Linked DNA regions of Homo sapiens: region 2 is linked to region 1. The links are chromatin contacts, found by Hi-C or POLR2A ChIA-PET in ENCODE. All regions are on one chromosome and are shown on one strand. Each heading gives the region's core, a stretch centred on a gene start or an enhancer-like site at or near the end of the contact. The rest is flanking DNA. Distances are from core to core; before and after follow the strand shown.

What was found. A loop is a pair of places that touch in the nucleus more often than their neighbours do. ChIA-PET counts read pairs that join two places held with the same protein, here RNA polymerase II (POLR2A). Pooled maps may share reads with other maps.
Region 2: a map of endothelial cell of umbilical vein shows a loop between it and region 1 (2.0-fold over the local background). The contact joins two enhancer-like sites. A Hi-C loop is called at or near these places in 1 of 168 maps with a recorded cell type or tissue (endothelial cell of umbilical vein) and 1 of 50 pooled maps. POLR2A ChIA-PET finds 5 or more read pairs at or near these places in 2 of 52 experiments (HEK293 and activated T-cell).

The regions. Positions count from the first base shown.
Region 1 is chr18:320,884-325,259 of GRCh38, forward strand. COLEC12 (collectin subfamily member 12) reads right to left here. Exons shown (of 10, transcript NM_130386.3): 9 at 779-924. Among named protein-coding and RNA genes, the nearest start is that of THOC1, 55 kb to the left of the region's middle. Within about 2 kb of position 1,833, at least 3 of the 41 ENCODE cell types and tissues checked have a DNase peak (open chromatin) inside an H3K27ac peak, as active enhancers do; they include endothelial cell of umbilical vein, where a contact is called at or near this core.
Region 2 is chr18:422,297-426,672 of GRCh38, forward strand. All of the region lies in intron 2 of COLEC12 (collectin subfamily member 12), which reads right to left. Among named protein-coding and RNA genes, the nearest start is that of COLEC12, 76 kb to the right of the region's middle. Within about 2 kb of position 1,940, at least 2 of the 41 ENCODE cell types and tissues checked have a DNase peak (open chromatin) inside an H3K27ac peak, as active enhancers do; they include endothelial cell of umbilical vein, where a contact is called at or near this core.

The DNA.
Region 1 (4,376 bases), core at 583-3,082:
AAAGCTGCTTTGGCTTATGAGCTGATAAGCAGCACAGACCATCTCCCTCTATTATGTATCACAGGATCTGGCCTATAGTAGATGCTCAATAGATACACGTGGAATTGAACGCTTGGCCACCTGGATTAGCTGTGTATGGATGTCTACGGAAAAGAACTAACATTGGTGCTATATCTCTTTTCTTTTTTGAGATGGAGTTTCGCTGTTGTTTCCCAGGCTGGAGTGCAATGGTGCGATCTCGGCTCCCCACAACCTCTGCCTCCTGGGTTCAAGCTATTCTCCTGCCTCAGCCTCCTGAGTAGCTGGGATTACAGGCATGCGCCACCATGCCCGGCTAATTTTGTATTTTTAGTAGAGATGGGGTTTCTCCGTGTTGGCCAGACTGGTCTCAAACTCCCAACATCAGGTGATCTGCCCGCCTCCACCTCCCAAAGTGCTGGGATTACAGGCGTGAGCCACCGTGCCTGGCTGGTGCTATATTTTAAAGAACAATTAACTCACAATATAAGATACTTATGTGGGTCAGTTAGTTTAGCATTCGTTGAGTACTTCCTACATGTGAGGCACATTTATTAACTTATTTAAATCTTCACAACCTCGTGAAGAAGATGCTATTACTATTTCCCTGAGGTTAATCACCTGCCCAGTTAATAAATGGCATAACCAGGGCTGAAACCTAATTGCAGTGCCTGCATTCAGGGCCCTTGTACTCACCACCCCTCACCCTTTCATAGGACATAAGCTGGCAGCTCCCTCTTAAATCCCATCTACTGCTCACCTGTCTCCCTGTCTTTTTCGCAAATGAAGTTATTGACGTCTTCACATTGGAAATCGTTCCACTGCCCAGCATAAATCAACCCAGCACAGTCTTCTCCTGGCCCATGGCCATGACCCCAGTTATCCGGCTGTCCAGCTTTCCAATTTCTTTTAGCAAAACAGAAATTGAATGTTATTTGCACAGTAATGCAGAGCTTTTCTTTACTCAAGAGCAGCAGAGAATATAAAAAAACAAAATTGAAGCATGTCATTTATCCTGGAATGAAAATGCAGTTTAAAAATCAGTACATGCTCTTATTCAGAGAAAGGAGCAGCTGTTTTGCAGAGTAATGCATAATGCGGCATCTCCCTGCGCGCTTGTGATCTTTGCTACCATGAACCAAACTCACTAGGCTGGTTCATCAGAATGCAGAGGGAGCGAATCTTGCTTTGGGACAGTTAGATGAATAACTTTCTAATGTGTACTGGAATGCTGACTTCTGGGCATGAGTGTATATATGTGTGTGAATATCTATTCATTATGAGGACATGATACACACACACACACACACACACGCACACATGATCTTGTGAGAACCCAGAGGGACCTTGTACATTTCAATATCTTGCCTCTAACAAGTCCAAGAGCCAGGAAGAGAAAGTGAAAGACTTTTGATATACATTTACAAGAACCTACAATTACAAATAACTGGTTATGATTGTCTGGGTGAGTTGTAGAAGGTTGATTGCTTTAGAAAGAAATAGTAACTTAATCTTACTGAAAATGACTCCTACATTTCACTCCCTTTTTTGGGAGAGAGATTCTTAAAAACAAGTTTTCTTTAGGATGAGTTCACATGGGGCTTCTTAACTTGGATGCTGCTGCTCAGAACAGCACCTTGCCATGGATAACAGTTCTTGATTACGTTTCCACGAATAAATCAGGTGTGCTTCCAGACTCACCCCTTGAAGGTTCAATCTTGTCTAAGAAGCAGATTCATGCACAGAAGCTTGTGGCTGCTGCCTGAGAGGACAAGCCTGCCTCATGTGGAGGGTCTGGAAGAACATCTGCAGCGGAGGGTGCTTCCTATAAACAATGACTCATTACCGCACTGGCCACAGGGTGTCCTCGGGTCACCCGAGGAGACAGCCTGTATGGCCCTGTATCTTTGGACAATAACACCCGCAAAACCAGAGGCAGCGGGAAAGGACAGTTGAAGTTTAGTCAAAGGGTGGGGACAGGGTAGAACTGACTCCCCCACACCAAATGTGTATTTTGGGATTTAAAAAAAATGAGTATGAAGGCCGGGCGTAGTGGCTCATGCCTGTAATCCCAGCGTTTTGGGGGGCTGAGGCAGATGGATCACCTGAGGTCAGGAGTTCGAGACCAGCCTGGCCAACATGGCGAAACCCTGTCTCTACTAAAAATACAAAAATTAGCTGGGCATGGTGGCAGGCACCTGTAGTCCCAGCTACTTGGGAGGCTGAAGCAGGAGAATTGCTTGAATCCAGGAGGTGGAGGTTTGCAGTGAGCCAAGATCATGCCACTGCACTCCAGCCTGGGTGACAGAGCGAGGCTCCATCTCAAAAATACATATATATATATACATTGAGTGGCCTCAATTAAATAAACCTAGTGATGAAAGAGAATTCAGAGGAAACCATCGATTGGTGAGAGTAAAAATGGGATGCTACTTAGAAGGGAGAGTTAGAAAATAGTCTCACTCACTCACTCACACCAGGCATCCATAGCACTCCTGCTATGAGCCAGGTATCATCTGGGTGATGGCAACATAGCAGTGCAGAGAAGAGACAAAGTCCCAACTCTTACAGCTTACATAACAGATGAGTCACAATGAGTTCAAAATCTCAGCCTGTGACAATCTCAGCCTGACGCCAGATAGAGATGAAGTTGGAAAGAAAAGTAGTTTACTTTCACATTTGGTTTTTTGTGTAACTCTTTTCACCTTGTGAGATTCTTCTGGAGATGTCAACAATGCCTGAGCAGTTTAATCTTGTGGACATACATTTCGTTCATTTCTGCCAGTAATATGGGGGGTTTGATTCCATTTTTGTTTATAAAATTTGAGATCTATGATTCCTGAATGTATAATGATAGGATATTTGATATTCTTGACTTCTCAGTTAATTGGGAAATTATATAAATATGACTTCTTTGGGCTTAGAAGTCCTGCTTAATATTTTCCCCTTGCGTTTCCTTTTAAGTCATTTTAAGTTAAATAAATAAAAAGGATGTATCAACCAGGCAGAGAAATAACTGAGTGATAAGAAAGGAGATAATCTTTATCGCCTTTCTCCATTTGTTTTTCCAGGTCACTGGAATTCTTCACATACAGTACTCAAGGCTTTCCTTAGGACTAAAAGCAGAATGCAGTTCTGTGGCCATAAGCGGAGGTGACTGCAGTAGGCCAGAATGGGTGGAAAGTGGGTAGCCTGAAGCCAGACTGAAGGGACAATTTATTCTGTGGGCTGACCACCCAGAGTCTCAAAGCATCTCTTTGGCAAAGCTAAAATCACATGGAGTGATTTGTGGCAAAACCCCTCAGTCTGCATGTTTATAATAATATAGAACGTAACGTGTCAAATAAGCAAAATGTATATATTTTGGAGAAGAATGTCAGCTTAAATAGTGCTTAACCTCATTCACAGGTAGATTCTGGCAAGATGAATGGCTGAAGTCTGGGGCTCAAAGCCCTGAATTCTACATTATCATACACATGTCACAGAAGTGAGCGGTAGCAGCACATACATATACTTGGACATCACACTCTGAAAACACCAGGAATCTTGGAAATGCTTGGACTGATTGCTCCAGTAAGCTGGAAACACACACACACACATCAAATATATATATCTAAATATAAGATACTTAGAATAGGATTTAGAGGCTGGGCATGGTGGCTCACACCTGTAATCCCAGCACTTTGGGAGGCCGAGGTGGGTGGATCACCTGAGGTCAGGAGTTCAAGACCAGTCTGGCCAACATGGCGAAACCCCATCTCTACTAAAAATACAAAAATTAGCCGGGCCTGGTGGCAGGTGCCCGGAGTCCCAGCTACTCAGGAGTCTGAGGCACGAGAATCGCTTGAAGCCAGGAGGTGAAGGTTGTAGTGACCCAAGATCATGCCACTGTACTCCATCCTGGGTGACAAAGCGAGTCTCCATCTCAAAAGAAAAAAATAGGATTTAGAATATAGGACCATAGAATGAAAGAGCCTGGAACAGAACCTTTAACATCTTCTAATTCAGCCTAGCGCAGTGGCTCACACTGTAATCCCAGCACTTCAGGAGGCTAAGGCAGGAGGATCACTCGAGGCCAGGAGTTCAAGACCTGCCTGGGCAACACAGTGAGACCACCATCTCTATAAAAAATTTAAAATAAATTAGCCAGGTATGGTAGCTGATGCCAGAAGTCCCAGCTACTCAGGAGACTAAAGTAGGAGGATCACTTGAGCCTCGGAGGTTGAGGCTGCAGTGAGCTGTGATTGTGCCACTGCACTCCAGCCTGGACAACAGAATGAGACCATCTTAAAAAATAAAAAATAAAACACAAAAAACTGAAAACACAATGTATGATATTATACGGAGCAGTCTGCATA
Region 2 (4,376 bases), core at 690-3,189, 100 kb after region 1:
ACGGCCTCTTTTAGCAATACATCCAGACCATGCTCTCTTTCCTAAGCCCTCAGTTCAATTTCTTTATCATCATTCCTCTCCTAAACCTCTCAAAATCAAATGTTTGAGTATAATTTTTGTGCCACTCAATTGACTGATTCCCCTATTTGTTAAACATTGAATAAAATGTTTATTAAGTGCCAGGCCATATGCTAAGAACTCAAGATATACAAATGCATACTCATTAAAAGAAAAATTCAAACAAGGAGCAATATATAAGGTAAAAATGTGAGTTTCCTTTACCTTTTCCAATTTTACCCCCCAGAGGTAACTACTGTTAATAGTTTATATTTTTATAGATTATTTTATAAATATATTTTATAGATTATTATAGATTATTTACAAAATACATACACATAGATGCATACGTGCACACACACAGAACCTATGCATTACATTCTAAGCATGTACATATGGAAGTATGGGGCGAGTCCGGTTATTTGCTCATACACATTATGAAACCCATGAGATAAAACGTGTAAGTTATTAAAAATTATACTAATGCTCTCTTTAAATTCCTACTTTGATTTTTTGTTTATATAAACTTCTTAGTTTTTAGAAATAAGACACAACTGGACCCACAGCCAGCCAGCCCAAGAAGCTTTCTCTGTAAATACGTTTCCCACTCATTTGTTCAAAACAATATTTACTGGAGCTGGGTACAGTGGCTTACGCCTGTAATCCTAATACGTTGGGAGGCCAAGGTTGGAGGATCGTTTGAGGTCAAGAGTTCAAGATTGGCCTGGACAACATAGTGAGACCCCATCTCTAAAAAAACAAAAAAATTAGCTGGGTGTGATGTTGATGCCTGTAATCCTAGCTCCTTGGGAAGATGAGGTGGGAGGACTGCTTGAGCCCAGGAAGTCAAGGCTGCAGTGAGCCATGATCATGCCACTGCACTCCAGCCTGGACAAGAGAGTGAGATCCTATCTCAAAACAAAACAAAATAAAACCATTATTTATTGGCCTAGAACATGTGCAGGACATCGTGTTAACTAGGAATACAAAAATGAAGATGTGACATTTCCCTCAAGTCTAGAATACACAGGATTAAAATTAAAATATGTATTATTTTCTTCCAAATAAAATTCTTCTTCTTCTTTTTTTTAACAAAATAGCCTCAAAAATCCTTTTGGTTATAAATCATTTTTTTCTTCTTCACAGTGCATAAACTATCAGGTGCCATGATGATAGTTGTTCAAATACTAGCCTTCCCAGTATCAGTGAATGCCTTCCTAGAAAAATCTTAAGAAATTACTCTTTCTAGCAGAAATTTCAGGTAACTTGAGAAACCAGTAAATGAGATTTTAAGGGAAACAGACTGAACTTTCAGTAGCTTTCCTATCATACTGACCACACACGCCCAGGGCTGGTCTGATAGTAAGAACGACTTCTGGTTTTGTTTTTTGTTTGTTTTTTTTTGTTTTGTTTTTTTTTCCCAGTCTTTTACAATTAAGGTTAACTCAGTCAGAATGTGCTGATATGGTTCCTGGTTCAGAGGAGGTGTAAGAAGTGCTTGGAGACCAGTCTCTCCTTCCCAAAAGAGAATTATGCAGGTTGAGAGAGCTGAAGGGCTCATCTGATGTCAAGCTTTAATGCCATCTCTCTCATCTCTCTCATCCTAGAAGACAGTCTCTTGCTCCTTCCAAATGGGAGGGAAAAGGGAGGTGCTACAGATGAGCATTCATAGCTGCCACTAAACCGAGTTTCCAGAACAGCATCTTTTAGAGAGAGAAAACAATTATAGAACCAACATCCCTGATCATTTTTCTATGTGGAATGAAAGCCCTGTTATAAATTACACCAAAGACTTAAATCATGGCATGACCTAGGAGTGACCCTTCCGCCTTACATCAGTGCAGCCAGCCTGGTGACTCCCCCAACCTCCATCACCATGGATCCTGCATTACAGAAGGAATGAAGATCGTAGTGGGACTTACGTAAGCTGCGAGCCCGTCGCCATCCAGCCCTCTGCTCACATTAACACTAAGCAGTATATAATTTAGAAAGGGGGAAATGCTATCATAGCTTTTGCCCCCACATTGCTATGAAATTCCAGACTTTTATGTGCAGGAAGCTCCATGTTGATCTTGGCGTCCCCATGGGTTAAAAATCTTGTTTAAATGGTGCAGCCTTAGAATAGCCTTTGAGGTTTTTCCTATGTTGTTTTATAAGAGGCTTCTGCCTGATTATTTACAGATGCTGTCTCTGAGAAAGCTGAAAATAGTCTCACTATGAACACTGAAATTCAGTGTCCTTTACTATTTTCTGGTGAATAGCTCACCAGAGCTCAAGCCCAAAGGTTGGCTTACCAAACTGGCTTTTCAAGAGGACTTCTGATGTTGTCATCTCAGGCACTGAGGTTTCTGCTGACCTGGCCTCAGCTGGTCAATAAGTCACTCGTCAATGTACTGGCTCAACAAGTATGTTGGACCTACTCTGTGTCAGGCCTGCATCAGGATGTGGGGACACAGAGGCAGAAACCAAGGCTCTGCCTTGGAGAGCTCAGTCTAAGGAGAAGCAGTAAGTCTGCCGACAACCAGGAGGTAGAGGAGTGAATGCCATGTCACAGCTGAGCAGGGTGTGCTGGGTCACCTCATGGGTGTGGGGGAGAGGAGGCGAGCCGGGCGGCCTTCCCTTACTCACAATAAGCAAGGCAGGACAATAGAGGTGTGGTTTCCTGTACTTGGTTTTTTTCCTTCTTCAAATCCAAATCAGGCTATTGCCTCTAGGGAGGCATGATCTGTAACCTCTCAGACTGGGAGAGATCTGTTCTTATTCTTCAAAATCTCCAGAGAAGAACTTAGTGCAACCTTCTTAATTGTGTCTATGGTATTCACCAACGTATGCAGAAAGCTCTTCAGTCTCCATAACTCAAACCCGTGAGTTGCAGTTGAAGTTACTTTCTCTTGCACCAGCCTTGTTGGAGAGCCGGCCTACTGGAAGCATCTTCCTACACACGGGGTCATGCCCCCGACCCTTGCTCTTTTCCAGGCTGGGCAGCTGCCCCTCCCACCCAGGGCTCATTCTTCATCTCCTTTCCATGATTTCAGTGTCACATCCTAGACTCACTCCAAACCCTCCTATCCCTTCTCAATTACCAAATGCAGACTAGACCAGGAGGGGAGTGTGCTGGGCCAGAGCTTTTCCTTCCCAATTCCTGCAAATTCCTGAGAGTCCCCCCAGGCTGATGAAATGAGTCTCTTTGTACATGATCACCAGGAGAGACTCTGGGATGACAGCGCTGGGGGAAGAGGTGGGGGAGAATAAAATACAGTCCTTACAGGTTTAATTAAAGACACACAGCCCCCACGGTCATCAACATCACCATTGCTGGCACCACTAACCTCTCTGGAGCCATGAGGGCATGTGGGTGAGTGAATATTGGAGAAGTGCTTTTGGACTAACAGTAGTACCATAAATAACTGTTACTGAGTTAAAGACATCTCTATGTGATTTACAGCTTGCAGTAATAATGACCTGGTGAGTTTAAGAACTCACCACCCCATCTCTTGTTCCACAGCCTCCTCTTCTTAAAGAAAAATGAACCCCAAGCTAAGCCGAGAGCCATAACATAATCACATCTCATCTTGGTATAGCATTTTTCATTTTCCCAAATATTTTCCCACATCACCTCATCTAATCCTCACAGCAACCCTGTGCAGTGAATCTTAAATATATTGACTTACAGCTAAGAAAACAGAGGCACAGGATGTTAAGTGACTTGTCCAAGATCACATGGAAAGTATCAGAGGTCGGATTCAGACAGGTCAGCCTCACTCCTCTCTTTTAGACTACCACTACTATTTGTAAAATGCATCATGGCTTCTATGGCACTTTTCACATATTTTATTGGTTCTCAAAACATTCCTAGGATGTAATTAAGAAACGAGCAATAATACACACTGTGTAGGATGTAATTGAGAAAATTGTTGAAATGAACCAGAATGATTAATGGGTGTTGTCAATGGAAAACTAGGCATTGCCTAGGAGACCCTTCCAGGTTATGTGATTCTATGAGGTCTCTGCATGTTTTGGGGTCTGCGAGCAATTTTACTACTGTGTAAGTTGTAGGTAATGAAGAGCAATGTAAGTGATTTTTACTCATAGACATGAGTAAATTTTGTGCAGTGGAAGCGCAGTTGCTTTCCCTCCCTTTCTATGGAAGAAGCCAGTTTTGCATCTACTAGGTAAATTCACTTCAGCATTCCTGACCGCTTCTATATGGACCTGCTCTTTGAATTCTCCTGTGAATTGGCTGTAACATCTTATTGATTCCCTCATTAATTAATCAGTTAAATAAATCTTTGACACATGTTCATTTGATATAGGTATGA